Regions from separate parts of the Homo sapiens genome. Here region 1 is linked to region 2. Evidence: chromatin loops called from intact Hi-C (ENCODE). Cell type or tissue: MCF 10A. All regions are shown on one strand. Each heading gives the region's core, and the rest is flanking DNA. Links, peaks and the distances in the headings are about the cores only.

Evidence for each region. Hi-C counts contacts between places; a loop is a spot of excess contacts. Peaks named below come from ENCODE experiments on the same cell type or tissue, not always from the same donor. Only the 100,000 strongest peaks of a DNase experiment are listed, where the experiment ranks them.
Region 1: a loop joins it to region 2, with 7 times the contacts of the local background. A loop is called at or near these places in 3 of 110 quality-filtered maps.

What each region holds. Positions count from the first base shown.
Region 1 is chr12:81,788,248-81,804,231 of GRCh38, forward strand. No RefSeq gene overlaps it. Among named protein-coding and RNA genes, the nearest start is that of PPFIA2, 37 kb to the left of the region's middle. In MCF 10A, for the core only: a CTCF peak has its summit at 8,960; a DNase peak (open chromatin) is centred at 9,024.
Region 2 is chr12:82,314,745-82,328,405 of GRCh38, forward strand. No RefSeq gene overlaps it. Among named protein-coding and RNA genes, the nearest start is that of CCDC59, 37 kb to the right of the region's middle. In MCF 10A, for the core only: a CTCF peak has its summit at 12,358 (motif pointing left); no DNase peak of the experiment used is centred there.

The DNA.
Region 1 (15,984 bases), core at 7,446-9,945, 530 kb before region 2:
ATTTCATAAAACTTAAAACCCATTACTACGATGATCAACTTTTCATTTATTTAATGCATTTTGTAATGAAATTCCCTTCAAATTACTGAAGGTTTGCCTTCATAACTTATTATTTTATCCCCTCTTAATAAGTTTTCTTTTCTGTTGTTTCTCATTCACTTTAGCTTGCTTCACACATGTATAAATGTATTCTTTACAGAGTATTTACAATTGAGTATCACATCAGCTTCACATATATGCCGGTTCTCTGGAGCTCTTTTCCTGTTTTGTTGATTTTTCTCAACCTCTATTTTTATTATCAACCTCTCCTCTTCTTTTGACTCATTATTACAAATATGTAAACGTACTCAAGTCTTATCCATCTTTTTAAGCCCCTCCTACCATCCATATAGTCTACCAATTACTACTCCATATCTTCCCATTTATAGCCAATCTTATTGATATACTACCTGTAATATCTACATTTCATTAGCTCCCTCTCATTCCATAATTCACATCAACACGTTCTAATCAAGCCCTTCCTTGAACTTCATGATGCTAAACCAAATGGGCACTTGACAGGCTTCCTCTAAACTAAGCTCCCAGAAACATTTGACACAGTTAATAAATACTGTTTCTCACAACTCTCTCTTCCTTTGGATTTCCTAAAACCATATTCTCTGACTTTACTGTTACACAGAGTGCCGATATTTCTTGGGTTTTTTTTTTAAAGAGAGTCTTGGATTATGCTTACTGATACGGTGTCATATCCAGTTTTATATTTGTTCATGATTTTTCATTTTGAAGTAAAAGGTAACCGTTAACTCTTACATTAAATATGACAAGATTTACTTGGTAAATTGGTACTTTAAAATTTCCAGATTCTGCTATGATCTTGCTCGACATATGAAAAATGGGTACATTAGACAGCATTCACATTTTAATAATATGTTACGCATTATTATGATATTGTCATATTAAAATATTCTTGAACATCGTCTCACGTAAACTTTAAAGTAAATTTACTTATTTGAACAGAACAAAAGATGGAGATTGCATGACTAGTCTCTAATTAATTATTTCTGTGCCCTCCCCAATAGGAAGCTTAAATTCTCAGAAAACATAGTATTAACTGAATGTTCAAAAATCATTGCTTTGGAATGTGCATGCTTTTAAGGGACTTAAAAATTGATTTTCAGAGCTTTTTATCTCTGAACTTTCTATCTATACTATATGTTTTGATGCTTTTACTTCGCTGACATCCTCTGCCACACATACACTAAAAGGCTATCCTACTAGTTAACTTGTTTGGGGCCTATTATGTTTTACCACTGATTTCTTATAATAGAAGAAGTGAAAAATCCACATTTGATTTACAATTATTTATCTCCTTGTCAGGACTGCTGGGGGATAGAAACTGTGACTTGCAGGGCTCATATTTATTAGAGTTGATAATGAGCAGTTCACATTTGCTGACTTGGGCATATGACCTCGAACACACCATGTAAGGGTCACTTTTAATACCCAGATAATACTTTTTATTCTGAATGTTTGAGTTTAGAGTTCTGGAAACTCCAATCCCTTTCTGTGAAGACTTATATAACCATATTAATACTAAACTGATGCACTCAAGAGGCTGAACTGAGGACATATTTCCTGTTTTTTCTTATTGCCCGGAACCTTCAAGGCTCTATGTCAAATACTTCATTTTGGTTCTTTAAACAAAATATTTCCAAAAGATAGAATTATTCTGACCACCTTTTTTGTATTCCCATCATTCATCTAAAATGATTTGACAATAGAGACATTCTTAAAATTCTTTTTCCTTTTTTTTTTTTTCACTCTTGTTGCCCAGGCTGGAGTGCAATGGGGTGAGCTCGGCTCACTGCAACCTCCGCCTCCCGGATTCAAGCGATACACCTGCCTCAGCCTCCCAAGTAGCTGGGATTACAGGCATGCACCACCATGCCCAAGTAATTTTGTATTTTTAGTAGAGACAGGGTTTCTCCCTGTTGGTCAGGCTGGTCTCGAACTCTCGACCTCAGGTGATCCGCCCACCTCAGCCTCCCAAAGTGCTGGGATTACAGGTGTGAGCCACTGCACCTGGCCTCTTTTTTCAATTTAATACACAGAGATTGCAACTTTTGAGAAAATGAAATACATATTTAAAGTATATATTTGGAAATATAGGAAAGAGCCAATAGAAACTTACTGAAAATATGTATCACTGCACTTTGATAATTATAAAGTATTATGCAAATATAGAATAATACAGCTATTATTTTTACTCTGTTGGGCATTAGAATATATATCTTTTCTATATCTGTGAATGTAGGAGGCCTTGAGTCGGGGGAGGGCTAGGGTGTTAGAAGGGAGCAAATCCTGAGGTTCTTTCTGTGGATATTATATATCCTTTGTGAAACAGCCTGGATAAAGCTGCGTATACCCTTTCTCAGCTCTGCAGCTAAGCTACAGGCTTCAATTGCCACAGCTTCTTTGGTCCTGTTTTATTAAATTCAACACTAGCACCAGGGTGTGAAGTGGCTAGGGAAATAATTTGGAAAGATTCTTATTCATAGCTCCAATTGGTTTTCTCTGGATTAATAAGCAGCTCAATGCAATTTAATTTATTTCAAATCAATGATGCTACCTATCTATCTATGGAAAAACATTATGCTTATCTCTGTTTAGCATTTGGTGAGCGAATTACCTATTTGTGCTGCTTGCTCCCTTCAGTCCTTAAGTGCTTTTAATTCCAATGTGAACAGCATTATCTGTCTGTACAATTCCAGCTTGTTGTTAAATTTTTGCAATAGCTTTCTAACCTCCAATAGCCACTCCTGGTGTATTGCAGCAACTGCTGTTAAGGGGAACTGCCTAAGACAATGATTTCACTGTGGTGCTTTTGGCTGAGAAAAGGGCACTAGTTTATGAATGGTACTGAATCTTTCACTTGGCTTCTAAAATTCTCTAGCACTGATTATCCTGATTAATCATTTGGAAAAATTATATACTAATATATTGAATTATTTTCTTTGTTCCATATATCTCCCATTATATACCAAGCTACTTAAGGAAAGAGATTGTAGATTTTTCTTTTGATTTCTAGCTATCATTTAAATCATGCCTGCTATGTTCTAAGAACATTATCTCTAATTACACAGCACCTTACGCTAAGTATTATTATCATTATCTTATATAAGGGAAACTAAGTCACAGAGAAGTACATGACTTGTCTAATTCCACTTTTCTGAGTAAGTGGCAAAGCCAGGATTCAAACCCTTGGCTACAAAGCCCTCTACCCCCACAGCACAACATACTGCCTCCTAGTAATCTGTATTAGTGTTGACGATATTTGATGTCAAAATAAACATTATCAACAAGAGGATGAAAGAAAAACTACCGAGTTTGCTGCTGCTTTCTCTGTTTGCTTTATTTGCTTGATTATTAGAGCAAGGTAGGAGAAGCAAAGACAAGAATCGAGACAGATGGCAGGAAAAACATTCAGCAGAACTGTGCACACTGCATATTGCTCTTATGTGACACATTTCCCATAATTCAGTAAAATATACAGAACAAGTATTAATAATAATAAGCTTGCTGAACTTACACACCAATTTATAAGGAAATTGAGGAGAAATAAGAACAAAGATAATTGTCACCTAATCATTGTCTCCAGGCTAATGGAAGAAGTAAAAAAATCTTGAAGCCATCTTCCTTGAATGCAGAATAACTTTTCCAACAGGAGATACCAATGCTTATCAGGAATTTTAGGTTGTGGTTTTTTTTTTTTTTTTTCCATAGACACATGGAAGGCAGCATGTATAAAGAATTTCCCTGAAGTCCTCGGTTCATACTGTATAATAGAGGTGCTCAAAACACATTTCCTACATGTTTATAGAGCATTGTGCCTGATTTCCTGTGTAATCCATTAGGAAAAAAAAAATCCTTAATCCCACTTGCAATAGGGTAGAATTTTCTTTTTCTTTTCTTTTTTTTTTTTTTGAGAGGGAGTCTTGCTGTGTCGCCCAGGCTGGAATGCAGTGACTCCATCCTGGGAGTCACTGACAGCATCTCAGCTCACTGCAACCACCGCCTTCCAGATTCAAGCAATTTTCCTGCCTCAGCCTCCTGAGTAGCTGGGATTACAGGCATGCGCCACCATGCCTGGCTAATTTTTTTGGTTTTTGTATTTTTAGTAGAGACGGGGTTTCACAATGCTGGACAGGCTGTTCTTGAACTCCTGACCTCATGATCCACCCACCTCGGCCTCCCAAAGTGCTGGGATTACAGGCGTGAGCCACCGTGCCTGTCCTCTTTTTCTTTTTCCTGCTGGAACGTGGTAGACAAAAATTCCTCTATTTAAAAAATAACTCCTTTATTATTCAACTTCTATACTACCTAATCAGCCCTTGACAGCCAGCCAAAGGCAAAAATTAATTTTTTGGTTAGAAGATCCCACACAGAATAAGTTATCTGTCATTTTACAAAATGTCTGAGTTAACAACATCTAAAGTTCTTGATTTTGAAAACCTTTGTTGAAAGTCTAAACAAAGTATTACATCAGCACTCTACTTTTGACACTCAAAATCTCTGTGTCAATCATCTTACCCCTTCTCCACCTGCAGGGGCATTGGCACTCTTTCTAATTAGATTAGTTCTCACCCATGATAATAACAACGTGGACAACCTTTGTGAATGTAAATGTTACGTGAATTTTGCATGCAGTCAAAATTGTAGAAGTCTTGAAATTCTTTTTATAGAAATTTTATTCTAATGTCTTTCTTTTGTCAGGGCAGGATTGGTTTTATTCTAAGGTCTTTCTTTTGTCAGGGCAGGATTGGTTTGTCAAGAATAGTAGTCTAGTGAATTTTATTACTTTCTAACACTACAGGAGAGAAAACAGAGAATGAAGCAGGAGAAGAAAATCTAGTGGTATACGGCAATAAATACAGTTTTTGAATGTGAGTAATATCACCAGTAGTATCCTTCTGAGGGTGCAGTATTCGTTTTTTTTTTCAGTAATACATGTCAACATTTAAGGCAGGCAATTATCAATATTACTATCAATTCTTACCAGTATTCATTTTTCTGGAAACAATAAAAACTAGATTCCCCCAGCCAAATTATGTTAGTGAGAGGAAAAACCAAGGGCATGGCTAAAATATGTCAAATAAAACAAAACCTACTTTGTAAACACAAGATGGCAATTTACTCTCTCTATTATTAATGTAAATCTAAACAATAACATCAATTTGTTGTAGCAAAAAGAGAAAAATGACTAACCCAGTTTGGATATATTCTGGCATAATTCTTACATGGCCACAATTTAGAGAATTATAGCATGTTGAAAATATGATATCACTTTATTTATTCTAATAAATATATTGCTGCAAGACTATATCAACTTCTGAAATAAAAGGCACATAGAAAATTTAAATAAATGTTATTAAAGTGAGAAAAAACAGTTAAAATAATTGGGCTAACTTTTCGTTGTAAAGTATGATATCATAAAGAATAATAAATGATTTTTCTATAATTAACTGAAAATGCACTTGAAAATTGCACTGTGTAGATATGTTAGAATTGTGGATTTCACAGATGTGATGGGGTCCTCATGATCACGTTTGTACTTACTTGTGCCCATCATGCATCATCTTCAGAAATTTTTGCACATTTTCCCCTAAATTAGATACAATTCTAGGAAGCAACAGCTTGCAATGTAGACTTTATTGGGAGATTCACTGTAGCCATACAGCAGAAATTAATAAAAATCTAAGCACTTTCTGTTCCACCCTTTTCACCTAACTTTCTCTTTCCTACAGGCATCTCCAACATTTAAAGCTACAGCTTTTCAAACTCTAGAACCTGTCAGCCAGCCTTCATTGTTTCATGGTTTCTTTTTATAACATAATTCAGTTATCCATCGACCTCCAGAGTCTTGCAAATTTCCTCATTCTTATCAGCCAGCTCAGCAAATAAAGCATGTTCCTTATTGCGGCTTGAAACAGTAAATATTTTTATATTACAAATAAGCCATTTTAACTTACATATAAAATAATTATCTGAAAACAAAAATGTTTAAGCATTTGAACAGGAGAGAAAAATGAATTTATAGGACAGATTTATAGAAATTTATGGGCACAGATTGGTTAAACAAAAAATAAAAACAAAAACAGAACAAAACAAAAACCTCAGAAATACTGATGAATGAGATATAAAATTTCTTACAGGAATCTTTATTAAGTTCTGCTGCATGGTAGCAATGTTTCCACATCTTCAATAAATTTTAATAACATTTATTTATAAAAAAAGATTTAAAGAATATAAAGCCAAGCTTCAGATAGATGATATTTGTAATATTTATTTCTAAAAGATAACTGATGTTCAGAATATTTTAAAATTCAAAAAAAAAAAAATCTACCAAGAAAATGATAGATGACCCTTTTAGAAAAGGAGACTAATGACAAAACATCTCTCCACAAAAGAGGAAATTACAAATGGCCTTTAAGAATATGAAGAGCTGTTGCATATTCCAAATGATCAGGGAAAAGCAGATTAACAATGAGATACTATCTTACACTCAAAAGCATGGCTTAGATAGCCAACAATGAAAAGTGTTGGTGAGGGCAAGGAATATAACTTCAACTCTCAAACACTGATGATGATGCATAAACTGTTATAATCTCCTTGGAAAACTGGCAGTATCTAACAAGCTGACTATAGTCAGCTATACCTTGCATCTCCACTGTTCCACTCTAAAGTATACACATAAAATTAAAAAGTGAACAGAAATTTGTAATGTGAGATTAGTGCTACATATTCAAAGCAGCACTCTTAATAAGAACTCTAAATTGGAAACAACTCAACCATCAGCAGTAGAAAGGTAAACAATGTTACATCCTTAAAATGGAGAACTGCACATCAATGAAAAAGAACAAATCACTACTGATACTGACAGGAGGCAGCCAAATGCCTAGGCAGACAGGGGCGGGTCCCCAGTGAAACCTCACCACCAAGCCAAAGACAGTTTAAAGCCTGAAAATCAAGCTACAAGTTAAACCCTTGGACTGAATTGAGAACTTCTCCTCTTTCCTCTGATTGATCTCCACCCTTCACCTATTTTACATATACCTACTCTTTCCTAATTGGTTTTCTACACTGTCATGTACATCTTTGAGTGGTTTATTCGCTTTAACCCTTTTTGCATACTCACAAACCAGTCAGCACACACACACCCCATTCTGAGCCCATAAAAGACCCCAGATCCAGCCATAGAGGGGGACTTTCCCATCTTTGGGTAGGGGATTCCCTCCCGTACCATGCTGCATCCCGTCTCTGCTGAGAGCTGTTCTGTCACTCAATAAAATTTTTCTCGGCCCTCCTCACCCTTCAGTGTCCAGCATATCCTCATTCTTCTTGGGCACAGTACAAGAGTTCGGGAACTGCCAAATGCAGGTACAAGCTATAACACAGGTGAGCTGGGGCACGCCAGCATGGCTAAGTGAGGCCTGGGCAGGGCATCACTGACCAGGGGTTTCTGGCTTGCAAAGTGATCAAGAAGAAATAACCTGCATCAGTGCTACATACAACATGGATAAATCTCAGTTGTGCTGTGTTGATCGAAATAATCCAGGCACAAAACAACACGTACTATATGTATGAGTCCATTCCTATAAAATGCAAAAAAATTGACAAACCTAGTTCATGATTATGCAATTCAGAATAGTAATTACCTGTGGAGAGGCAACGCTAGGAGGAGGCATGAGAGAGGCTTCTCGAGACACCGGGTCTCTCATATTCTGATACAGGTAGTAGTTATAAAAATGTGTTTACCTTTTAATAGTAAATCAGGCAGTATAGTATGACTTGCTTTCTTTTATATGTACAATATAGTTTGGTTTTAAAAGGTTCAAAAATTTATTTAATAATCTTTTACATTTCTTTCCAATCTTGTCATTCCAGCAAAACCAAATATAAAGTCTGCTGCCTTGGTTTTCTGTGTCGAAGACATATGCATATCAATTTATTCACTTGTTGCTGTGAGCCCTATCTGAAAATTTACATTTGGCTGTGTTTATCTATGCTCTCATATTAATCTGACTTTATAAGTAATTGTAAAGGAAACAGTAGAGTCTTTTTTATTTCATTTTATTTTTCTTGCTTTTGTGAAGGATGATGAGCATAGTAACACATAAGCACATCGGAGTGTGTCCTAGCTATAAAACACAATGGTATAACTGGAGGAATGTTAAATATTACATATTTAAAACCATTAAATTAAAGATTAAAAAATTACCCACAAAGAAAAAGTGTAAGGCTACTTCTGTCTTTAATATTTGTGGCTAATTTGCAAATTTTAGGATGGATGCATCAAAGAATCAAGATGTATCAAAATCCCATTTTGTTTTATTAAAAATATTGGGATGTGGGAGAGAAGGTCAGGGCAATTATGGAAAATCGATACACTATTATTGGTCATTTATTCTGCAAAATCATAGTTAACCTCTACTAAAACCTTTCTTGAGGGGGCCACCCCTGTGGTACAGTAAGCCTATGTCTATGTTCATTAAGGAGTCCCCACTGCCAAAGAATCCTACTATAGGACAAATATACCATAGTACTTTCAAAGCAAACTCACTTGTAAGTGGATATTCACATTTTGAAAGTATACTTTGAAAAATTAGAAAGCAGAAAAATTAGATTGATGCTTTCTCTCCACCACCATCACATTAAGAAATCCAAACCCAGTTTTTCATTTTAAGAAGATCTTAGGAAGAGTTTAAAGAGCTGTGTAAGGCAGATGAGGCACTAATATACCTTTTATACACAATTGTTTTGGTTTTATCTGAGGCATTGCAAAAAGCTGTAAAACTCACACGACCCAAAACAACCAAAAGCTCCTCAGCTCTAACAGTGTGAGAGATCTCATTATTCCTTGAGACCCTGAAGACTTACCAGTTGCCTAGAGCCGCCCATGAAAATGAGAACTGTTCTAATAAAAGAAGCACCTAATGTATGTTTTTCCTTCAAACTATTAAACCCAAATCCCCCTAGTGGCAAAAGAAGGCTAAGTACCCTAACAGTATGTGGAGGTATATATTAAATTGGCCCTGCCAAGGGACAACATTTCTTTGTATCATCATGTTTTACCAAAAATTTGTAATTTGGAAATATTCTACTGTACAGCATATCCCTGTTTCTTTAAATATGCACCGTTTTAAGTTACTTAAAATTTACTTACCAAAAATTCAAAGCACATATTTTAAATTAAGCGCAAACTGATGCTATAAAAAAGGTATCCCATGTGTTTCAGATTCTGATGTTACCTACTCAATTTTGATTCCTCCCTTCTGTCTTCCAACACAACTCTGACTTTGTTTGTAGTAGCCATGTGCCAATTAAACATATTCACTTACCCCAGTCCTTCTCCCAGTTGGGGAAAGCCATGCAACCGATTTTCGTTTCATGTGCTATAAGAAGTAATTTAACAGTTGGGAACTCTGAATAAGTTATTATTTTCCTGAAAAACAGAAAGTGGGAAGGGAATGAGCTGTCATCATCTTTTTGTTGCTCTTTCCCTCTTTCCTGCGTGGAGCATTGACATGAGGCCTGGAGAAGGAACAGTCACTTTGAGCTGAGGATTCTTGGACATCTGTACATAACGAATAACCTGGTAAGAATCTAGAAGTACCTTGAGTGTCACCAGCATGTGACTGCCCACATCTAATGCTGCTCAACGCAACTTCCTGCAATATTGTGTGCCACCCGATACAGTAGCCACTAGCCACATACAGAGCAGTTGAAATGCAGCTAGTGAGACTGAGGAATAAATGCTGAATGTATTTTTAAATTTAAATTTAAATAGTCACATGTGGCTAGTGGTCACTATATTAGATGGCACAATTACACCTATACCACTATTTGGTTAAACTAGATAGGCAAGTTTCTTTAACGAGTAACCGATGGCAGTCCTAATTAAACATAAAGTGTTTAAGTAGCTTCAAGTTCTCTCTTAGCCTCTTGTCACACACACCTACTCTGAAAACCTTTCCCTTAAAACACTATCAGATCACACCTTAGTGGGTTTGAACTACAGATAACTGAGAATCTCTTTACAGGGGGACGCAAGACGGAGCAGGAAAATAGAAACATGAGGTACTGAAGAAAGATTGATTAACCACAGGTAAGCGTGGATACCTGGGGAGAAGCTGCTTCTTCCTGAAAGCAATCAAGCTTTTCCATCTGCATTTCGCAGGCAGCCGGCAGCCAGACAATGCAGAAAGTGGGTGTTTCTGGCTGGTTCAGCCTTTCCTTCTCAAAGAAAACTGGGCCTCTGCTTCCCCTCAAGGGATATGTCAAATCCTACACATTATGCCGCTCTGATTTTTCTCACTTCCTGTCCAGATATAATACCTCTTCTGACTTGGGCTTTGCTTTATATTGGGGCAGAAGAGGACATTGAGTAGACAGAAAGCCTAGAATGATGATAAATAAAACCACATACTTTCAATTTCTTCTCATTTCCCAATTATTTACCTGGAACAAAGGAAGAACAGGGACCAACATAACAATCACCCAGAAGGAGCAGAAGGCTAACTTTGGAAAAATGAGAGGATTAACTACTGCTGCCATCCTGTAAGCAAGGAACATAGTATCAGAAAGTCCTATCTTTGAAGACAATGAAGAGAAGGATCTGTTTCTGGGCATCCCAGCCATAACCGTAAATATGACATCTGTGAACACAAAGTAAACATCACTGCGGTGATCAGTTTCACCCTAGGCTGCTAAGGGAGACACAGCCCAATAGTTTTCTACAGGTAACTTGTTAGGAACTCTTCATTTTAAAACAACAACAGCAACAACAACAAAACCCTTACTGTATCTGTGAAATGGATCATTACTGTCTTCCATTTTAAACATACAGACCTCCCCCAACATGTTACCCCGGTCACATGTAGTGACCTGAAGAGTATTTTGCTGCTGTAGTGACTGTGTCTGTCTGCCTTCCTGACCCATCCTGTGGCAGTCATCTATGTAACTGCCTGTCTTCCTTTTGTAGTTGCTTATTTTCAATCACAGGGTTCCTTCTTATATACTCACTGTGTAAAAAATATTAGGGCATAAAAACATTTTTAAAGTATTTTTTCTTTATTTTTAAACTTTTTTAAAGCATAGGCTATGGCAAACAGTCACAAGTAGACTTATGAGAGTGTGTTTTTTTGCTTTTCAACAAATAGAACTCTGGACCTGGCCATTTCAGTGAAGCATACAACTAGAGGAAATTAAATAGATGAAGAAAAACCCAGCACTCTCTAATATGTAAATTCTAAATTACTTAATGATATACTGCAATTTAAATTACACTGTAAATGAAATGATACTAGGTAGATAAAATAGACACAAGGAATATATAAAAGCCAAAAAGAAATTTAGATAATTAAATGATTTGCTATAAAGCCTTCCTTAGCTGTGAAGTGAAGAGCAGCTCAGTTGACACCTATTAGCCACTTAATACATAATGATAATGAAGTCTTATTTAGCACTTACTATGTGCCAGGCACTGCTAACCACTTTATATTTATTGTCTCAATTACTCCTCTTAATTGTTATAAAAGTGAACATAATCAAGGTAACATTTTATTAGATTTATGAAGAATTTATACGATATCATAGTTCACCAAAAATATATTTCATATTAGTTTATAATTATTATTTATGAATAATAGTAACCCCCAATGAGACAGTGGGCATATTAGAATTTTAAACTATAAGCACATAAGATTAACATCCTTATATCCACTTTGGGCTCTACCACTGATGTATCATGTTTTCAGCTATGGACAAGTCTTTGAAACTACCTGTAACAATTTGCCCTGTAAGTTATGAGAAATTGTCTGTACTGGTAATTGCACAACCATGTTTGCATGAGGAGGAAGAAACAAAGTAGAAAATACTCTTGAACAAAAAGTTGTTGATTCAAGATAAGAAGCACTGGACTTTATTATGTGCGGTTCTTAAAAATAACTGAAGTAGAAGAAGAAATACAAAATAATTCAGTCCTTTTTCAGAGCTAGCGTAACTTTTGTCTGGCTTCTCATGAAGAAACGCATAGCAACGAAGAAGGAGTGGATGGAAACTATGGAGCAAAACAGTAAGAGAAGAAAATCGAATTAGAAACAACTTAAAACCACTTATTATGTGTCTCACAATTGCTTCACAGTGCTGGTTTCTGCAAAGAGAAAGAGATACAGAAATAGTACAAAGCCTGAAGACAAGGGAACGGAAAGATCTTTTCCGTTAACTTCCCTGAAATCATGTGCTACAAAACAGGCATTTTCAGGAAGAGGGGTGGATGTGATGTGCCACAAGTGTATAAATTTTCCAAGTTTGTGTGATAGTAGAATTTTTAAACAAGTTTGTGGCTTTTGTCTTATGTTGATGACTAACAGTTCCCAATGATAGACTCATTCACCTCCAATACTCAAATTACTCATGAAATCACAAGCATATAAATTTCCAGGGCTGTAGAAGAGAGAGTACTGATTGTGATTTGCCACATTCTGGGAATAATTTCCTCTGCTACACACAGATGTGCCAGATTCAGCAAATACTCTGACCTGCCCCATATTTTGAGAAGTAAACCAAACACAGCCACATAGGAAGATCACGAGTATAAGGTTCTGGTACAGTCCCACTGTACAGTGACCTCAGAAAGACAGGATTTGCACCAAAACAGTGAACCTGCTTTCTTCAGTTTCATGTCATTACTAGCCCCCTCTGTGCTTTTAGCATTTGACCTAGAGGCTAAGCACTCAGTAATGTAGCTTGCCCCAGTGAGAACATTTCCAAATAAGGAAGCCAGCCCTGGGATAGGAACGCCACTGTAAACTGGGGCAGTGATTCTGAGGCTGGCAAATGAAATACCGTTTATTTCCAAATGTTCAGGGGAAAAAATTCCAGCCTTCAGAGTTGAAAGAACAGGCAAAAACGAGAAGGATAAGAGATCATTCCTTAATCTTGCAGAACTGCATTAGCTAAAGGCTGCCAGAAAATGGAAATTTGGCAAAGACTTTGCACATTGAACTGTCCTCAAGCTGAAGATCTGAGAGGGGTGTTCTGGCAGCATCCAGGTGTACCGTGAGAGATTACAAAGGGAAAACACACATCTTATCTGTGCTGCACAGCAAACTACTGGAAGAGAGCACTTATTATTCCAGAGTAAGGAAACCGGCAGGGGTATTGAGCCGTGGAAGTGGCCTTAGGCTAATGAAAAGACTACATAAACATAATGGGGACATTCCCTTAAAAATATACCAGAAAGTTTACTCTAGAAATATAGCACCACTGGAGATGTAAGAAGATGTCAGACAGCATTTACTATGTGTTATCACTAAAATATAAGAAAAAAATATGCTATCTGAACTAAGAGGAAGAGAAAAAAAGGAGGAAAAATAAAACAGGCAAGATCAGCATGATGATAACTATACAGCATTTAGAGCTTGAAAATTTGGGTTTAATCCAGTCTCCGCCATACCGCGTATCAACTCCATGATGCAGTTCACCATTTATCTTTATAGGATCATCAGTTTCCTCACAGACAATGACGGAAACTAAAATAATGCTAACATTTACAAAAATAGTACAAAAATGCAAAATGAAAAGGACAGGATAATACCTATTAGAGGTTTAAAAGGTCTAAAAAAAGCGACAAGAGAAGATCTATATATAACAGAGTTAAAATAGTTAACATTTTTAGCTTTCTGAGAAAAGATAAATTTATATCCTAACCTTATTATTCTATAATAATACCAAGAAGTTTGAAGAATTATATGTGAGGTATATAACTGCAAAAGGGTTAGATGGCTTAAAAGTAAACATGTGAATGTGATTACGGGGAAGGAGAAAAGCCAAAAATAAAAAGATAATTTATAACGGGAAAATGTACATTTTATTATATGTATTAGACATAATTACCTATTAAAAACAACAAAACCACCATAAACAAATTTAAAAGCAAAAACTAACCAAGGGAAATGCAATAATATGTCAGAGTCAAAAAGATGTTTTAATCTATGAAGAGTGCCCACAAATCAATTGCTAAAATCCCACTAATATCTCCAATTTTTTAAAAAAATATATATACTAGTAGAAAATTCATAGAATAAATATAAATGGCTAAGAAACAATAGTTTTCAATCTCATTTTAATGTAATTATGTAAATTAACACTTTATATTACCTATCAAATTCTCAAAGATTAAAGAATGATAATGTGGGTGAAAATACACAAATTTGGCACTCATTCCTGCTTTTTTCTGGGAAGCAATTTCATCTCATGTCCTAAAAAAAAAATTTAAAAATATTACATACCCTTTGGACCTAGTGTGTCCCTTCCTAGTATTCTATCTATTTAGAGGCAATAAAAAAGATTAATGCACTGATCTATTCATTGTGCCATTACTTTTAATAGCCAGATATTAGAAACAACTTACATGTTTAACGTTTGGAAAGGGATTTAATGCATATCGGCACATCCACCTGCTGTTTGGGTGATGAGATTTGGCAAAGATTTAAGTCCTGATCTTCTCCCTTCTTATGTCTTACTTTTTCTAAACTATTTAACTTAGCTTTTGTTTCTTCAAATTCACAATGGGATTAATAACATCCATCCTAGGATATTTTTGTTGAGAGCAAATATTAATATGATTATAATTTTAAAGTGAGATGTGCTTAAGAAAAGTTATCAACATAATGTTTATCTGAATCCAATTGTATAAATTGGTCTGAACATTTCTGAAGAAAATTTGTATATAAAATTTAGACTATTATTTGTTTCTTCTGGTCTTGATTCTGCATTCATTGTTCCTCCCCTGTATCTAACCTAAATTTAGAGCTTGAATTCTGTAAACTGAGCCCCATCAGGTGTTTGGCTGGGAGTCATCATCACAAACAAAGCAACTTTCTAAAATGTAGAAACAAACTTGCACACAAGTGGAAATAGGAATTTTCCCCAGGGAAGCATGCAGAATTACAGAAGCCCCTTTATCACCAAGTACTGTTTGAGTGAGTTGAGTAAAGAGGCCATCTAACAGGGATTTTTTTTCCCTGTTGGTTTATGAGAGCTGGGCATCACTGTTTGGCATGAATAGTGTAGTGACAAAAGGGATATGACAGGCTGGAAGACACAGAAACACAACATCAGCTTATCCAGGTTTTCTCTACCCACCTGTAAACAAACATGACTCCACAACTGAAAGAGTGAGACTCTCAAATGTGGAAGATAGGTTAGTGAAAGCAATTCTTTAATAAATAATATGAAGAATTTATGTTTACTCAGACTGTAAGTGATAGGAATGACTCTTCAAATTTTCATTTATTAACTAATTCAGTTGCTCCTATTAATACCATTTTATACAGGAATAAACTGAGACACAGAGCTGACAAATGACTTATCCAAGGCCATACACCTAATGTTTGGCTAAGCCATGACCATGTTAATAATAATAATAACAACGACTAGTAGGCACTCTTGAATGTTTACTATGCACTAGGCTCTGTATTGAGTACCTTACAAAACTTACCTTCTTAAATTTCTACATAACAAATTCTGATATATATGCACTATATGGGCTGAGTATCCCTAATCCAAAATTCTTAGGACCAGGAATGTTTTGAATTTCAGATTTTCTTTTCAGATTTGGGAATATTTAAATATGAATAATGAGGTACTTTGGAAATGGTACCCAAGTTTAAACAAAAAATAAATTTATGTTTTATGTACACCTTATACACAGAGCCTAAAGACAATTCTATGCAATATTTTAATCGCTTTTTGCATGAAACAAAGTTTGTGTACATTCAACCATCAGAAAGCAAAAGTGTCACTATCTCAGCCACCCATGTCGACAATCTGTGGTTGATTGGTATCACCATTACCCTTGACTCTGAATTTTTATGCTATTGAAAAGCAATAATGTTATTACACTTAATCACACATAAGTGT
Region 2 (13,661 bases), core at 11,162-13,661:
CAGTTTTTCCAGGTAGTCTGTCACGGCTTGCCTTGGCTAGGAAAGGGAAATCCCCTGACACTTTGCACTTCCTGGGTGAGGCAATGCCTCACCCCGCTTTGGCTCACCCTCCATGGGCTGCGCCTACTGTCCAACCAGTCCCAATGAGATGAACCAGGTACCTCAGTTGAAAATACAGAAATCACCCGTCTTCTGTGTCGATCACGCTGGGAGCTGCAGATTGGAGCTGTTCCTATTCGGCCATTTTTGAACGGACCCCTTATCAATTTCTTAAAAGACAAAATCTGCCAAAATTTACACAAAAAGAAATATAATTTTTTCTAGTAGACATAGACAATCTGAATAAGGCCATGTCTATTAAAGAAATTGCATAAATAATAACCTTCCAAAAGAGAAAGCACACAGCCTAGATGGGTTCACTATTGAATTCTATAAAACATTTAATGAAGAAATTATACCACTTCTCTACAATCTCTTCCAGAAGACAGAAACGAAGAAATGCCTTCTAACTTACTCTGTAAGGCCAGTATTAATCTAATACCAAACCCAGACAAAGACATTACAAGAAAAGAAAACTACAGACCATTATCTCTCATGAACATAGATGTAGAAATCCTAAACAAAATATAAGTACACAAAATTCATCAAGGTATAAAAAGAATTATGCACCATGACGAAGTGGGAGTTTTCTCATACATGCAGACTGGTTCAAAATTCAAAAATAAGCTTATCGTATTACCAGGTGAAAGAAGAAAAAATCAAATGATTGTATCAATAGATGAAGAAAAGGGGAAGGAGGGATGAACAGGTGGAGTGCAGAGGATTTTAGGGCAGTAAAATTATTCTGTATGATTCCACAATGGTGGCTACATGTCATTATACTTTTGTCTAAACTCACAGGATGTACAACGCCAAGAGCGAACCCTAATGGAAACAATGATTTTGATGTTTCGATGTAGGTTCATCGATTGTAACAAATGGGTAATTCTGATGTGGTGTGTTGATAGTGGGCAAAACTGGGAGTGTCAAGGGCTGATGTATATGAAAACTCTCTGTACTTTCTGCAGAATTCTGCTGTGAATCTAAAACTGCTCTAAAATTAATATGTATTAATTTTTAATTACTGGACTAGGTGTGAAATGATTTAGTTTATAGCTTCAACTCTTTCTCTAAGTTCTTTTATCTTTGGATCTCAAAATCCTTATATAAAATATATGGAGTTGAACTAAGTTAAAATATCATGATTAAACTAAAATTTAAAATGAGAATATTTACCATATATACAGTATGAAATAATGACAAAATTTTAAATGGTAGCTCTGTTTAAATTTCTATTTTAAAAACAGAAGTTATTAAAAATATCCATAGTGACAAAAATATTACCTGTCTGAGCTTAATTTATATTCAGATGGCAGAAATATCAGGGGAAAAAAAGAAGTATATGTCACTGTATGATACTGTTACTGTATGACATCACTGAAACAAGATTTATTGCAAAGAATAAAAATTAAAATATACACTGAACATAAGTAATTCTAGAATTCCTTAATGATTATTAAATCTGTATTGAAACCTATTGATAAGCATTTTGTTGTAAACTCAATTAACAGTGTCTATTTAGGATGCAACACTTAATAATGAGCCCAATTATTGAATGTTTCAGAAATAATTGTGGTTGGCCTAGATTATTTGATACATCTGAGGACAAGGTCTATTTAATTACAGATTCTGAATAGGAACAGAAAATACTCTAAGTTGATGGTTCTTCAAGTGTGGTCCATGATTCAGCAATCTGGGAACTTCTCATATAGCCATATTCTTGGATCCTACTCCATGCCTAATAAATCGGAATTTTGGCAGCAAAGCCAGATAATATGATTTTTTAAAAGCCCACCACCTCATACTGAGGCATATCAAAGTTTTAGAACTATTTCTCTAAATATTTTATGTAAGAGTAAATTTAATACAGGTTAGGTGCTTACAGTATAATTGAGAAAGCTGCAAGAGCAACCTCTGAACCGTGCCTCCAAAAATAAAGAACAGAAAAAGAACTGACCTGCTAAAGTTACCACCTCCTTATCTACTACTGGAACAACTGGTTTCAAGAACATAAGCTATAACTGCAAGGTGTCAGGATGCTGAAGTTAAAAAGATATTATTATTTATGCCAGATATGTCCCTCTCAATAGCAAAAGCTGAAGAATGAAGGCTGAGAAGCAGCTGCAGACAGACTTCACTTCTCCAGGACTTTGTTTCTCACAGAATGACACTCAAAGAGGACAGAAAGACTGCTCCTGTCTTCCAAATCTCATGCCACTGCTCTTGACTGATAGATCACAGTGTGCAATCAGAAACATAGATGTAATGGTATAAACTTAGTGCTATCTATTGACACTCAATGGGCAACACAGTTAAATCTCCACCTAGACATGATCCATATGAATTATCATTTGGTTTCATCACTATATTCAAGCATAATTTCAGAAATAGTAAGGAAACAAAAGTTTAGAAGCAATTACAGTATTTTAAAGTAATTACTACCAATTTGTTACATATCATTGTCATTATTTATAAATTTATATGCTTGCATATTTATTGGCTAAACCGAGCAAATAAAATAATTCTCAGCTACACCTTGGGAAAATATACCTAAGGAATTTATATAAAGAAAAATAGATGATAGATACCTAGATTGATAGACAATAGAACATATATTTGTATAATATAGTATGTTACTCTTTATACACTCTGATTGAGGTAGGCAGAGTATAATATATTTTTATATGAAGAAACTGAACTCCCAAATTATAAAATGCCACATTGTCACATGGCTGATAGATGCATAAAAGAATGTATGTATCGTAACTCATAGGTCAGTGCTTGTTCCAATACACTTTAATGCCTTTGTCTATTATCCTCTGAGAATTCTTACAACAGCAACAGGACATGACAGAAGAAAATGGGTACTGAACCAAAGGCAAGAAAATAGTGTGAATGCAGAGTAAACAGAGGAACAAAATAGTGGCCCAGGGGTTTAAAATAACACATCAAGTCTAAATGCTAATATTGCAAATCTAACACAATTCCATGTATATATTAGTCCAAACAGCTTGGCTGTGTCTGCTAAAACCAAACAAACAAACAGACAAACAAACGATCCCCGAATCCCAGTGACTTAAAACAGTAAAGTTTATTTCTGGCTCCATTGAAGGATGGATGGGGACCTTAATTTGCCTTCTCTTTATTCATGAACTCAGGCTGATAAAGCAACCATTAACTGTAACATTACTGATCATCAAAACAGAGGAAAATCTGCCTCTATAGAGTCCCTTCCTGATATTTAAATGACACACATCACTACTGCTCACAGCTCATTGACCAGAATAAATCACATGGACTCACCCAACTGCAATGGAGCTAGGAAGTAAAATCCTATCGTATGCTTGCAAGGTGGAAACCAAGACAGAAATATTTGGTGAATGGTATTACTGATGATTACCAGAGTGTCAAAGTCAAATTAGAAAAAAAAAAAGGAGAACAAAAAAAATGTATCAAGAACTTGAAACTGAGGGTCACAGATAGTCAATTTGAATAGATGAAACAATGTTGATAATAAACTTAGTATTTGTTAGTAATTATTTTCCGTCATGGATATAAAGAAGCAAAAGAAGTCTGTCTACAAACTTCTTTGTAGTGAGACAGACGTTCAGAGAAAAACAGAGCAAAGAGACAGATTATTATAGCTAGGAATCCTAATGATTTTCTTTGTCTTGACTCTACTCAAGAGAGGCTCTTCTGCCCTTCAGTTCCTTGGATAACTCAACATCTATTATTAAATTTCCTATTTCTCTTAAATTCACTCATATTAGTTTCTATTGCTTGCAGTCAGCAGAGTTTTGATTAAGGCAATGGTACTAATTAATTTTGTAATATTTCTCTATCAAGTGAAATACAATATAGGTTCTAACATGGTATATTGAAGTAGTTTCTCTCAAAATTAGTGGGCCTTATTGTATTTTCCCTGCGTGTTATCTACTGATAAGAATTATTTTTAAATTGGAATTACTATCACAATATTAGATAAAGGAAGACAGTGATAAGGAATTTGGATATTTTCCTCTAGATTAAAATATTGAATATCATTAGATTAAGTGAACACCAATTAAAATAAGTTGTTAATTAAGGGGTTTTTTTTTGCCAAAACAGAAAAAAAAGTAAGGGAATTGTTTTAAGAACTGAGGAAGTGCCAGTTGACCCAGCAACTCTCATCTAGAACTTAAAATGCTAAAATAAATTTCATTATCAGTCAGAGAAGAACAAATTATCAAAATGTATAATGATATTCAGAGAGAAATGAAAGACAGACATCTTTAAAAAGTGTTCAAGTGAAAGAAGCAAAACTAAAATGTTCAAATTCAGAATAAAATTTAAATTACCTCCACCAGAGCAAGTGGAATATAAAAGAAAGTTTCTAAAATCCTTAACATGATTCTTTCAGGAATATTTCATATCAACTATCTATGTCTTTGCATGTAGCTATAACGTCTCCATAAATTCTCAAATTGGAAAGCAACAATCATAGGAAATAACATTTCAATCTTTTTTGTACTCTATATACAAGAAAATAATTTGGCTCACATTGTGAAAAAATTAGACAATTGTGGATGAAGGCTGTCAGATAATCCAAACTGTCAGTTTGGTTTAACATTTCTGAAAAGGGGAAAAACTTTGACCAGAACTGCCAAAAATATGCCAGTCACTTTAGTGCATGCTTGAATAAACATGAAACAATATTTGTATATGCTGATTAAAGACAAGATTTTGCTATGGATTATAAGATTCCACTCAAAAATGTTTTTTTGTTAGTAGGAAAGCCAGTAATGCTTTTAAACATAAAACAAGTGCTGAAATCTGTTTCCTAGAAAATGTCACATAAGAGTATGATATTAATCACAAAAGGTTAAGTTTAATGATCTAAAGTAAAACATATATTGCCTGCCATACGACTGTGGTTTAATAATTTGTCCCCTGCATAATCCTGTAATTTTCAGCAGCAAAACATATTTCTCCAAACATACGCTTTTTAATATTTTTCTTTTCAATTTACATAAGATACAAAAATTGTGATCTTAAAAATCATTCCTATTCTCCAGTCTCAAGAAGTTTCAAAAATACTAAGCAGACAGAAACATTAGCAGACTGAGATCCAGTGGTGAGTGGTTCTCTGCAATGAAGTAGTATTGATCTATTTCAAAAATAGTTGAGTGTCTACTGGGTGCCAGACGTTATTTTTAACTGCTCAGGATTCAGCTGGGAACATGGTAGACCAAGGTCTCTTCCTCAGTAAATGTTATTAACAAGCGAGAAAATATTTAAAACAAACAAGTAAATATGTGATTAAAGTGCTATGGATAAAAATTAACTAGGATATTATGACAAAAAAATTGTATACCAATGTTCCTTGTCAAGATTCAAATTGGGTATTCCAACAACTTTTTTTAACCTTATCTTAGAGCTTCAACAATACAGCATTTATTTATCTATAAACACTTTTAGCATGTGAAAATGGTAATTATTTTCCCATACAATGCCATAGATTACAAATATATTTATTAACATTAGCCTGTTTTTTCCTCAAAATGGACAATAGCAGCATCTTAAAACATTCATTTTATAGATGGAGAAAATGAGCCTCAGGGAACTTAAATGGCTGGCTCATGTTTATGTGTCCCAGCAGAGACTTGAACCTAGGTGCATTGAAGAAAAGTTTATTGGAATTTGATGATGCTGGCACATCACAAATATTATAAAAATGAATATGGCACAGTCCTGACTTGAAAATGTTTCATAGAGAACATGGTTTGCGGTTCTTAATCCCTGGGCAGCAGCAATCATGCTGCTTCTAAAAATAACCAAGGAAAAAAAATCTAATTCTCGGAAGACAGGCGACACTAGAAGAAAGTCTGAGTCTTACTGTCAGTCTTTCTTCTGGTTTGATGACCCTCATCTCCAGAAGCCATCAGAGGTTGGGTACAAAATACTTAGGTCACTTAGCTTCAAATGTAACCACCCCTTCCCTTTTACAAATGTTATCTAAGGTAAATAGAAGAACCAAAGATTAAGATCGAGAAAGACCATTGGCAGGGACTTGGTTACTTTCCTCGTGTGTAACTGACATGCTCACATTTGAAGCCTGAGGAGTGGTCATCACCAGAATGTACTCAGTATCATGTGCAAAATAGGGGAGGTGACTCTCCTCACCAGTTTAAATGCAATCTGATAAAATGTAGCTTCTCCGATCATTGATGTGGTGCTAAACGGCTTTGAGAGAATTAGACTTAGCTGGCTAATTGAGAGACAATCCAGTAGATTTCCCTAGAGGTACACCGGATAGATTTTCAAAGTAAAGGGTTGCTGAATTCCTGGAGGTATCATCTTTTGAACGAGATTCAAAATGGAAGTGTTCATGTTGGGGCTAAAAGGCCTAATACTGGCTAATGTCCACAGCAGGACAGAACAATTAGCAAATTTAGGAAACTGCTCTCATTTATGCCTCCGATAATATAGGTAATGTTTGCAAATCAAGTTCTTCCCTGCTTTAATTAATTCATGTTTATTAATAAATATGAACAGATTAAGTATATTTGACTTTATTGTACACTATATATACATTTGGGAGATCTCCCACATATGTATCACTAGAAAAGAACATTGCACATTGCATTAAATAATTTAATCATTAAAATATTAAAACAGAACTAATTATTTATTTTCCTTCCCTATCTTTACCTTCCTCCCAGGATCATCCAGTGTATATACCCAATTATCTTGGAGACTCTACCTCTACAGTTTTGTTTTGTTTTGTTTTGTTTTTGCACATAATAATTGGGTCAATCAAGGTTCAAATAAATGAGAACAAAACCACAGGAATCTCTGTGACATTTATATTCACAATTCCCTCCACGGCTTCCATCCAGTCTTGGCACAGACCAGACTCCTGTGTGGTGCCTATTGTGCTTTGCGGAAGTAACCTCGTATGTGCTATTAAGCAGGTAGATAGGGGAGACTAGTTCTTCAGACAGCCCAAATGCAAGCCTCCTGTGTAAGCACCTGCTCCCCATTCATGACTGATAATGCTCCCAAATACAAATTCAAGCTCACTGGGTAAGGCAAGGAAAACAAGAGGAAAAGGAAGAGAAAGAGAGAGAGAGAGAACACAGAATGGTGACACTTATGACATTAATTAATCAATTAGGAAAACAGAGCAATTGAAGAAATTGAGCATAATAAGGTCAAATGTAAAAAGCAGGCCAAAGAAGACAAGTTCAAAGACAAGATGAGAACTTTTAATCTAATTAATATGCTTTTGGTAAATCATAAAATGTATATACTATGCTAAAACTGACTAAATCATAAGGCTACAAGGGAGTCCAAGAGTGTGTTAGCTTCACTTGTTCTCTGAAAGGTGAATTTCTAAACTTCCCAACTGAATGGTTCTCTCATATTTTCCTGAAAACCCCTAGGGACAAATGACTTCGTAGCCTCCTGAACAGATTGACATAAAAATTTCATGACGGTAAAACTGATGGTGTTAGATATAAAAGAAATGGTTAATTGCTGTGCCATTTTGAAACTTAATTTTTTCTAGTTTTCCAATAAATCATTTTATGAGGTCTATTTTAATTTAGTTTTTTCATAGTAAGAGAATTGTAAATATAAAAATTTAAATCAGCTTGTAATAGAAATTTTGGAAAATGCTAGAAATTATGAATAGAAAAATTAACCACCTATATTCCTACCAACCAGCATCCCAGCATTAGACTTTCTTTAATTTCTTTGGTATATTTCCTCCTTCACATTATTATTTTATTATTATTTTTGTTGTTGTTTTTTTTTTTTGAGACAGAGTCTCTCTCTGTCATCCAGGCTGGAGCGCAATGGCGCGATCTCGGTTCACTGCAACCTCTGCCTCCCGGGTTCAAGCTATTCTCATGTCTCAGCCTCCCAAGTAGCTGGGATTACAGGCGCCCGCTGCCATACGCCCCGCTAATTTTTGTATTTTTCTTAGATACGGGGTTTTGTCATGTTGGTCAGGTTGGCCTCAAACTCCTGACCTCAGGTGATCCAGCCACCTCGGCATCCCAAAGTGCTGGGATTACAGGCATGAGCCACCGTGCCCGGCACCTCCTTCACATTATTAATTCAAAAATTTGGCCAGGCGCTGTGGCTCATGCCTGGAATCCCAGCACTTTGGGAGGCCAAGGTGGGGGAATCAACTGAGGTCAGGAGTTCAAAACCAGCCTGGCCAACATGGTGAAACCCCATCTCTACTAAAAATACTAAAATTAGCTGGTGGTGTTGGTGCACACCTGTAATCTCAGCTACTTGGGAAACTGAGGCATGGGAATTGCTCGAACTCAAAAGGCAGAGGTTGCATTGGGCCAAGATCATGCCACTACAATGCAGCCTGGGTGACAGAGCAAGACTCTATCTCAAAAAAAAAAGAAAAAAAAAGTCAAAATTTGGATTATTTTCTCTGTGTGAAAATATATATGTGTGTGTGTATATATATATATATATACATATATATATACACACACACACATATATATACACACATATATATACACACACACACACAAAAACATACACACATATGCACATAGAAATAAAGTTTTGTATCCTCCTTTTATTCTTTTTCTTTCTTAGAGACGGGGTCTTGCTCTGTAGCCCAGGCTGGAGTGTATTGGCGCAATCACAGTTCACTGCAGCCTCAAACTTCTGGGTTCAAGTTACCCTCCCACCTCAGCCTTCTCAGTAGCTAGTACTACAGGCACACACCACCACACCCAGCTAATTTTTTATCTTTTGCAGAGACAAAATCTCTCTGTTACAAGCATGAGCCACTGGGCTCAGCCTACTTTTTAAATTAAACATTACATTATGAACATTTTTAAAGATTTTAAACAGTAACCAAACTAAGATTTTTAAATAGTGCTGTAACAATGTAACATATTATAGTGGGTTGAATGGTGGCCCTCCAAAATATGTCTACATGAATCTGTGACCTTATTTGGGAAAAAGAATCTTTGCAAATGTGATTAAGTTAAGGATCTTAAAATAAGATAATCCTGGATTAGGGTGGGCCTTAAATCCAATGGTACGTGACCTTAGGAGAGTATAGAAGTGGCAACAGACAGAGAGAAGGTGTTATGAAGATTGAGGCATAGATTGCAGTGATACACCAAAGATTCCAGTGGCCACTAGAAGTTAGGGGGCATGGAACTCATTCTTCTTCAGAGATTCCAGAAGGAATCAACACTTCGATTCTAGACACTGGCCCACAGAACTGTGACACAATACATTTTTTGTTGTCATAAACCACCCAGATTGTGGTAATTTGTTATGACAGCCCTAGGAAAATAATACACATGGATAGATCATGATTTACTTAACCATTCCCAGAGGAATTTTTAAGATAAATTTTTTCTTTTTAAAAAAATTTTGCTATCATTAATGATGTTAAAATTAATATCCTTGACATTCACTCATTCAACAAATATTTATTATAAACACCTACTACATGCTGGATACTCTTCCAGAAAATTGGGGAAATGAGACATCTTGGAGCAAGGCAAGGGTTTCAGTCCCTGTTGAGCCTAAATTCAACTGAGGGAAGACATGATAACCAATACACACGATAAGTACACAAATTATAAGTATGTTGGAAGATGTACTGTGCTATGGAGTAAAGAAAAAAAAGCAGAATAAGGGAGTATGAGTTGGAAGGATTCGATCTGCATTTTAAACAGGCTAGTTAGGGAAGACCTTATCGAATAGGTGACATATGAGTAAAGATAGATGAGAAGACAGTGGGGAGTTAGCCATGTAGCTATCTGAGGAAGAGCTTCCAGGAAAAAGGGAGAGTCAATGTAAAATGACAAAGATTATATCTTTAGGATAAATTATCAGAAATGTAATTATCAGGTCAAAGTGTGTGGATATTTTTTAATCTCTTGATAAATGTCAAGAAATTGTCTGGAAAATTGCATCAAATTAGACACCCTGAAAATGCACCTGAGTTACTGCTTCCCCAAATTTCAATACTGTACATTATCATTGTTTTTATTAGCCAAATTGAAAGGCAAAAAACATAGATGAAAAACTTCATTATGCAAATTTGCTTATTCTGGTGAGAATGTATCTAGAAATCATTTTTATTTTTTTCTTTTAAGAAATACCTATACTTGGAAATGCTTGCTTTTTAAAAAATATTGAATTGGGAAACTTTATCCTGTGAATCAGAAAAGTTTATTCTGTGATCTGTGTCTTTAATATATTGTATAAATGTCTTTTCCCAGTTTGAAGCTTGTCTTTTAACTGCTTATTTTTACTTAAAAATATAGAAATATTTTTAAGTTTATATACTAAAATATGTATAACTTTTTGCTTTATAATGCATTTTAGGGTAATACTCTGTTATTTCTTATCTCCAAGAAAAGATGGATAATCAAATATATTATTTACAATTGTTTTCTAAGCCTGTTTTAAAATGAGTGTATTTTACAAGAATACTACAACTTTTTGCGAAGTATGACTAGGAATTTAAAAGTTGTTATATTTGTGTTTCCTAGCAAAATTCAAAACTTAAATGCTCATTTTATGTAAAATATTTAAAATGAAAGCATGGAAAATTCAATAATGATAAGAGTTTAAATATATCATTCTGAATATTTTTTCAAAATTTAATTATTGCTGTACTATGTATAGCATATAGTTGAGAAATTTTAGTTTTAAAATAAATTTTAAAACCTTTATCAACACATTATTATACCTTTAAATATTCAATTTTATTTATAATATATTGTGTTTCATAAAATAAATTACACATCACAATATTATATAAATAAATCTATATAGGCTTATTTCAGAGATACTGTGGGTTCAGTGCCAGATCACCACAATAAAGTATATATGGTAATAAAGTGAGTCACATGAATCTTTTGGTTTCCCAGTGCATATAAAAATTATGTTTACACTATACTGTAGTCTATTAACTGTGCAAAAGCATTATGTCTAAAAAAACCCAATGTATATACCTTAATTTAAATATACTTTATTGCTAAAAAAATGCTAGTGATCATCTGAGCCTTCAGGAAGTCGTAATCTTTTTGTCAGTGGAGAGTCTTGCCTCGATGTTGATGGCTGCTGGCTAATTAAGGTGGTGGTTGCTAACGGTTGGGATGGCTGTGGCAATTTCTCAAAATAAGACAATAACAATGAAGTTTGCCTCATCAACCAATTTTTCTCTTCAGAAAAGATTTCTCTGTAGCCTGTAGCATGCAATGCTGTTTGATAGCATTCTACCCACAGTAGAAGCACAATAAAGCGAAGGGCAATAAAGTGAGGTATGCCTGTATATATACACACATACACACACACACAGCAGATAATATATATAGAAAACAAACAGAACAAAATCTAGAACAAAAATGAAATGGATATATCAAACTCAGAATAATAGACTTACTTTGATAGAGCATTAAATTTAACACTAAGCTTCCTGACTTAAATAATATCTGATACAACAAAATCAGGTCTACCTCTGCTATCACATAACAAGCAGCCCACAGGGCTTTTGTAACCTTTGCTTGATTGAATTACTGTCACCGAGAAGTTCAGTGAAGCATTTTCTGCTTCCTAGCAGTCTCCATCATTCTAGTATTTATAAATAGCAAAGAGCAGCAGGCTGCAAACAAAACTTCCATTGGAATAACATATCCAAGATTAGTTCATTTATAAAGTTCCTGCTAAATAGTCAATCCCCTTTTAGCTGATCATGTTTTCATCCTTTTCTAATTTCCTACACTTGAAGGGGAAAAGCACTTAAAAATATTTAGAGGTATTATTCATTCAAGGTTTTCTTCTGTTTCTATGTATATTCTTACATTTGAAAACTATGCTCATGTGATCAAATAAGACAAAAGAATATATATTTATATATATTTATTAACTATTTTACAGTCTTCTGATTTTTTTCTGACTTTGGTCATAAAAGGTAAGTAGAAATCACATTTACTATACTCATTTCAATTTTATGTTATCTGCACTGTGTACATAAACTAAATATATGCCAAAAATTTCCCTCCTTCAAAAGGAAATTTAGATTCATTCCTAAATGATTTGACTTTTGGAGGGCTATAAATATATAGGCACTTTTTGATTATGTATGTGTAAACTTTGACCAATCAAGATATTTGAGTGAATATTTTGAATTCTTAACTTTATTCCATTAATCAGTAAAAGAATATATTCTTAAACAATTTGTAATTCCTCACTAGTAAAACAGTGCCTTGAACTCCCTCTGCTGGCCTTATAAGGGTAGTTTAACTTTAAAAAGTCATTCACATATTTGTATAATAATCTAGCATCGAAAAACAGAAACACTTTATATGTTGCATAATGACTTCAACTATAATAAAAATTCAAGTTAAAATATACTTATCCTCTTTTAACCCTAAAAAATACAGCTTATATCATAAAAAGTGATACTGAAAGGCTATTACTATAATATAAAATCACAATAATCAAAATAGTCTGAGGCCTGGAACTCCCAGCCTCAAGCAATCCCTCCACCTCAACACTCCAAAGTGCTGGGATGATACACATCATATGTCTGTATCAAAATATCTCATATACCCCATTACTACATACACCTATATACTCACCAAAATTAAAATTGAAAAAAAAAAAAAAACAGAAGCAGGCACAGGAAAAATTAAAAAAGAAAGAAAAAGATCAGTGTAAAGAGTAGAGCATCCAAAAGAGTGTGTTAGGAATTTAAGGAATTGTTACAAGCATGACAATTGAATCAAGTTGGGAATTAGGAGTTTATCAATCAATGTATACTTAAATACTTGGTCATATTTCGAAAATAAAACAAAGATATATATTGACTTCATACTCTAAACCAAAATAAACTCCAGACGGAATTTTAAAAATTTAAATATAAACATTAAATTAATATAATCATTGCAACAATATTTTGAAGAATTTCCTATCTTTAGATGGGAAAGTTCTTTCTAAAAAACAGGAAGCTTAGCAGTGATAAGGGAAAAATAGTCATATTTATCTACACACATATTTTCATAAAAGGAAAACACCATAAACAACATCAAAGGCAAATGATTGGGGCAAATATTGCAACAGATATGATAGATAAAGGCATAAATTCCCTACTACACAAAAAGCTTCTATAAATTGGTGAGAAATAGAAAAGGAACTCAATAGAAAAATAAGCAAAGACTTATGCTAAGGAAATTCACAAAAGAAATCTAAAGAGTCAATAAACATACAAAATCCTGCTTGTCCTCACTAATAGTCAAGGAGAATAAAAGTAAAATGCACAGTGAGGATTACAAGTCATTAACGGGATACTTAAGCCTTGGGCTAATTGGCAAAAATTCAAAATATAACAACATCCAGTGCAAGTTGCTGCAATCATTTAAAAAATATTTCGGCAATATCAATAAATCAAAGACACACACACACACACAGGCACACAACATTTGCTGAAGTAATTTCACTTGGTGAATATCGCCAATGAAAACAAAGTACCAACACCAAAGGACATGCATCTGGTGACACGTAATGTAATTTGT